Regions from separate parts of the Homo sapiens genome. Here region 1 is linked to region 2. Evidence: read pairs that join two places in POLR2A ChIA-PET (ENCODE). Cell type or tissue: GM12878. All regions are shown on one strand. Links, peaks and the distances in the headings refer to the core of each region. The heading gives the core; the rest is flanking DNA.

Region 1 (2,819 bases), core at 209-2,708, 84 kb after region 2:
GTACCACATTTTCTTTATCCTTTCATCTGTTGATGGACACTTAGGTTGCTTTCAAATGTTGGCGATTGTGAATAGTGCTGCAGTAAACATCGGGAGTGAAGATATCTCTTTGATATACTAATTTTCTTTCTTTGGGTTTTGTTTTCCCTTTCATTTTTCTTTTTCTTTTTTCTTTTTTTTAGAGGGAGTCTAATCTTGCTTTGTTGCCCAGGCTGGAGTGCAGTGGTGCGATCTGGACTCACTGCAACCTCTGCCTCCTGGGTTCAAATGATTGTCCTGCCTCAGCCTCCCGAGTAGCTAGGATTACAGATGCGCACCACCACACCCAGCTAATTTTTGTATTTTCAGTAGAGACAGGGTTTCACCATGTTGGCCAGGCTGGTCTTGAACTCCTGACCTCGTGATCTGTGCGCCTCAGCCTCCCAAAGTGCTGGGACTACAGGCATGAGCCACTGTGCCCAGCCTTGTTTTCCTTTTCTTATTTACTACAGGAAAATTAATTAAGCTTGTCAACCATATTAATGATTCTGTTTTCTGCCTTGTTAATTCTGTTCTCCACTGCTTCCAGTTCAGCACGCAGTCTCACAATTGCATAGTTATTTTGAAAATGTTCTTTCTTTAGTCACCTGGTTCTCCTTTTAGTCACCTGATTTCCCTTTCTAGCTTAGCTAATTCTTTTCTCAACTCTGCCTGTTACTGATCAATTTATCTTTTATCACTTTTTTCAGAGTGTACATGCATTTTGAAAATTAAGAGCACAATATAGATGCATTTAAAAATTTATGTTTCTAAAGTAGATAGGTTTTTATAGTCTGATCTTCCTCCACCTTTTGCATGCTATGTTTTCTTTCCTTTACACTACAAATTCTCCTGTGGGGTTATGGCAGAATCTGCTAGTTGTCCCTGTGTGTTCCAGCCTCCCTGGTAGCTAGATGTGTTCATAAAACTAAGTTCCAGGGGCTCACGCCTGTAATCCCAACACTTTGGGAGGCTGAGGTGGGCAGATCACTTGAGGTTAGGAATTCGAGACCAGCCTGACCAACATGGTGAAACCCAGTCTCTACTAAAAATACAAAAACTAGCTGGGCATGGTGGTACATGCCTGTAATCCCAGCTACTCAAGAGGCTGAGACAGGAGAGTAGCTTGAACCCGGGAGGCAGAGGTTGCAGTGAGCCAAGATCATGCCACTGCACTCCAGCCTGGGCAACAGAGCGAGACTCTGCCTCAAAACAAAAACCAAACCAAACAAAAACTAAGTTTCAGCCAAAGGGATATAAATAGATATGCTATGTACAACTTCTGAGGAGTGTCTTTAAATAGAAAGAGGAGTGCCTTTTTGCCATATTTTCTTGTAGCTGGAATTCAGATGTAATGACTATAGCTCAAGCAGCCTTCTTCCACAGTGAGGTAGAAACCAAGTGCCAAGGATGGCAGAATAGTAAAATAGAAGCATCCCAGGTCCTTGACACTATTGAGCACTGTAGCAGCTCTCAACTGCCTGCTTTTGAACTTCTTTTAGATGACAGTGAACTAAATTTCATCTTGGTTAAGTTAGTATTATTTTGGGTTTTCTGTCACAGCTAAACCTAGCCCTAGCTATGTGAGAGTTTTCTGTTTATTTATAATTAAGCAATGAAAATTTGTTCTAGTTATCTCCCCCACAAAAGCAGGCGAAGGGATTTTTAAAAACCTCTTCCTTCTTTTTGGGGGAATACTTTTAGGGATCTCTTAAATCTGAAAAGGAGGATTGTGACTAGTTTCTTAATCTAACAACTTCAGGGAGTCAGGACCATGTATAAACCTGGAAAGGCACCTCTTTCCTACATCTCCACCCTTTTTTAGTAAGACTGTAACTTACATATCATAACGTTAAGTGTACGGCTTATTGAATTTTAAAGTATGTATATATTCATATAATCACTATCCAGATATAGAAAGAAAATATTTCCTGCAACCCAACAGGGTCCCTCTTGCCCTTCCCTAGTCAAATCCCCAAGCTCTTCTGACCTCTGTCACTGCAGATTATATGTGACAGCTTTAGACTTCATGTAATTGCAATCAGAATGTACCTGTGCACAGAATGTACCTGTGGCAGTCATAGAGGTGTATTGCTCAGATCTCCTTCAAGAGAGAATCTGTTATAAGAGACTGCAGTTGGTAAACAGTCTCCAAATGTATGAGCTTCAGCATCTGTCTTGGCTTTCGAGACATGACAATGTGCTCTCTGGGTAGCAGCAGTCAATGATTGAGCATGGATATGGTATAAAGACTTCCCATTTCTGGCCAGTGAGTGATTCCTATATGGATAACTTTGTATTGAAGCTTCTCATTGCACTGGAAAAGACTTTCCCAGAGCTGTACTGGAGGCTGAGGCCCTTTCTACCCAATTCTCCATCCTTCACCCTCTAAATGTCAGGCTTAATGGCTTTCCATGTCCACTTATATTCCCAGCAAATCTTTCGCACTTCTAACTCAAATTTGGCATCTGTTTCTTGAAGGACTCAACCATTGTCCTATTTTTTGAGTCTGGTTTCTCTTGCTCAACATTACATTGATGAAATTCATCCATGGTTTTGCATATGCAGGTAGTTTGTTCTTTTTCTCATGTAATCTAAAAATGGTATACTTAGGCCAGGCATGGTGGCTCATGCCTGTAATCCCAGCACTTTGGGAGGTAGAGGTGGGCAGATCACCTGAGGGCAGGAGTTCGAGACCAGCCTGGCCAACATAGTGAAACCCCGTCTCTACTAAAAATACAAAAATCAGCTGGGTGTGGCAGTGTCCGGCTGAGGCACTAGAATCGCTTGAACCCAGGAGG
Region 2 (2,819 bases), core at 84-2,583:
ATATAGTTTTTCTGTTTTAGATCTTTTGCATTTCCATACAAATTTTATAATCAGCTTGTCATCTTCAAAACAAAAAGTCTTTTGGGGTTTTGATTGGCATTACATTGAATCTATAGGTTAATTTGGGGAAAATTGTCATCATAATATTGATAAACAATTTAACACTGTATGTCTCTCTGATTATAAAGGTTTTCTTTAATTATTATTATTATTATTTTTTTGAGATAGAGCCTCACTCTATCCCCTAGGCTGGAGTGCAGTGGCACGATCTCAGCTCACTGCAACCTCTGCCTTTGGGGTTCAAGCAATTCTTCTGCCTCAGCCTCCTGAGTAGCTGGGACTACAGGCGCATGCCACCACGCTCAACTAATTTTTGTATTTTTAGTAGAGACGGGGTTTTACCATATTGGCCAGGCTGGTCTCGAACTACTGACCTCAGGTGATCCACCCGCCTCGGCCTCCCAAAGTGCTGGGATTACAGATATGAGCCACCGAGCCTGGCCCTCTTTAATTTTTTAATAGTTTTTTGCAGTTTTCTTTTTTCTTTTTTTTGAGATGGAGTCTTGCTCTGCGGCCCAGGCTAGAGTGCAGCGACGTGATCTCAGCTCACTGCAACCTCTGCCTCCCAGGTACAAGCGATTCTCCTTGAATCTCATCCTTCTGAGTAGCTGGGATTACAGGCATGCACCACCATGCCCAGCCAATTTTTATATTTTCAGTAGGGATGAGGTTTCACTGTGTTGGCCAGGCTGGCCTTGAACCGACCTCAACTGATCCATCTGCCTTGGCCTCCCAAAGTTCTGGGATTACAGGCATGAGTCAGTGCACCTGGCCTAATAGTCTTTTGTAGTTTTCAACGTACATGTCTAGTACACTTTTGTTCAAATTATCTTCAAATATATTATGTTTCTTATGCTGTAATCAGTGGTATTTTAAAACTTCAATTTCTAATTGTTAATAGTATTATAGTTGATTTTTTGTGTATTGACATTGTTTCCAGTAAACTTGCTAACCTCACTTATTAGAATTAATGTTGTTTTTGAAGATTTCTTAACATTTCCAGCTATACGATTGTGTTCTCTGTAAATAAACACAGCTTTAATTTTTCCTTTGCAATGTTTGCCTTTTATTTCTTTTTCTTTTTTTTTTTTTTTTTGGACTTAAATGACTCACTAGGACCTCCAGAATGATGTTGAATAGAAATGAAAGGAGAAGCCATCCTTGCTTTTTACTCAGTCTTAAGGGAAAAGCATATAATCTTCCATCATTTTAATGTTAGCCATAGGGTTTTACAGATGCTCATTTGTAAAAAGAAAAACAAAAACAGTTTTTGATGTCGCTGATTTCCTCTTTCATTTGTTTCTGCTATTAGCTTTATCACTGCTTTCTTTCTGTTTACTTTGGGTTTTATTACTTCTCTGTGTAGTTTCTTAAAGTACACTCTTAGATTATTTGAGCATTTAACGTTACACATTGGCCAGGCTCAGTGGCTCATGTCTCTAATACCAGCGATTTGAGAGGCTGAGGAAGGAGGATTCCTTGAGTTTAGGAGTTCAAAACCAGCCTGGGCAACATGACAAAACCCTGTCTCTACAAGAAAAAAAAATTAGAAAAATTAGCTAGGAGTGGTGGCACACACCTGTAGTCCCAGCTACTTGGGAGGCTGAGGTAGGAGGATCACCTGAGTCTGGGAGGCTGAGGCTGCAGTGATCTGTGTCAGTGCCATTGCACTCCAGCCTGGGTGACAGAGTGAGACCCTGTCTTAAAAAAAAAAAGTTACAAATTTCCCTCAGCATCCTCCTTTAGGTGTCCTCTACAAATTTTGGTATGTTGTGTTTTCATTTTTATTCAGTTTAAAATATATTGTGATTTTCTTTGTTTGTATTTATTTATTATATTTTTTCCCATAGGTTATTGGGGTAAAGGTGGTATTTCGTTACATGAGTAAGTTCTTTAGTGGTGATCTGTGAGATTTTGGTGCACCCATCACCCAAGCAGCATTCAATGCACCCCATTTGTAGTCTTTTATCCCTCGCCCCCCTCCCAACCTTCCCCCCAAGTCCCCAAAGTCCACTGTATCATTCTTATGCTTTTGCATCCTCATAGCTTAGCTTCCACGTATCAGTGAGAACATAAAATGTTTGTTTTCCATTCCTGAGTTACTTCACTTAGAATAATAGTCTCCAGTCTCATCCAGGTTGCTGCAAATGCTGTTAATTCATTCCTTTTTTATGGCTGAGTAGTATTCCATCATATATATGTATACCACAGTTTCTTTATCCACTCATTGATTGATGGGCAGTTGGATTGGTTCCACTCTAATTACCTCTGTGTTTTTTTCTGTGAGTTATTTGGAAATGTATTGTTTATTGTTTAATTTCTAAATACTGGGTGAGTTTCCAGAAATATTTTTCTTATTGACTTCTAATTTAATTTTGTTTGGGTTTAGAATATATAGTGTATGTTTTCAATGCCTTTAAACTTACTGAGACTTCTTTTAAGACAGAACATTATCTATCTTTGTGAATGTTCTATCAGCATTTAAAAAGAATGTGTATTTTATTGTTGTTAGTGGAGTGTTAAACGTGATGTTAGTGTTGTTCAAGTTGTGAGTGTTGCAGTGCTGTCTGCTTATTCTGTCCAATACTGAAAGAGGAGTTTTGAGCACTGTAATTGTAGATGTGTCTTTTTTTCCTTTCCATCTAATTAATTTTTACTTCATGTGTTTTGAATCTCTATTTTTAAGTGCATGAATATTTCGGGTTGTTACGTTTTCTTCAAGAATTAACCCTGTAATAATTATAAAATGTACTTTTTAG

What was found. Peaks named below come from ENCODE experiments on the same cell type or tissue, not always from the same donor. Only the 100,000 strongest peaks of a DNase experiment are listed, where the experiment ranks them.
Region 1: POLR2A ChIA-PET joins it to region 2 with 5 read pairs; 3 of 35 experiments call an interaction of 5 or more read pairs at or near these places.

What each region holds. Positions count from the first base shown.
Region 1 is chr3:171,917,424-171,920,242 of GRCh38, reverse strand. All of the region lies in intron 2 of LOC105374218 (a long non-coding RNA gene), which reads right to left. Among named protein-coding and RNA genes, the nearest start is that of TMEM212-AS1, 18 kb to the right of the region's middle. In GM12878, for the core only: no CTCF peak of the experiment used is centred there; a DNase peak (open chromatin) is centred at 1,386.
Region 2 is chr3:172,001,261-172,004,079 of GRCh38, reverse strand. No RefSeq gene overlaps it. Among named protein-coding and RNA genes, the nearest start is that of FNDC3B, 37 kb to the left of the region's middle. In GM12878, for the core only: no CTCF peak of the experiment used is centred there; no DNase peak of the experiment used is centred there.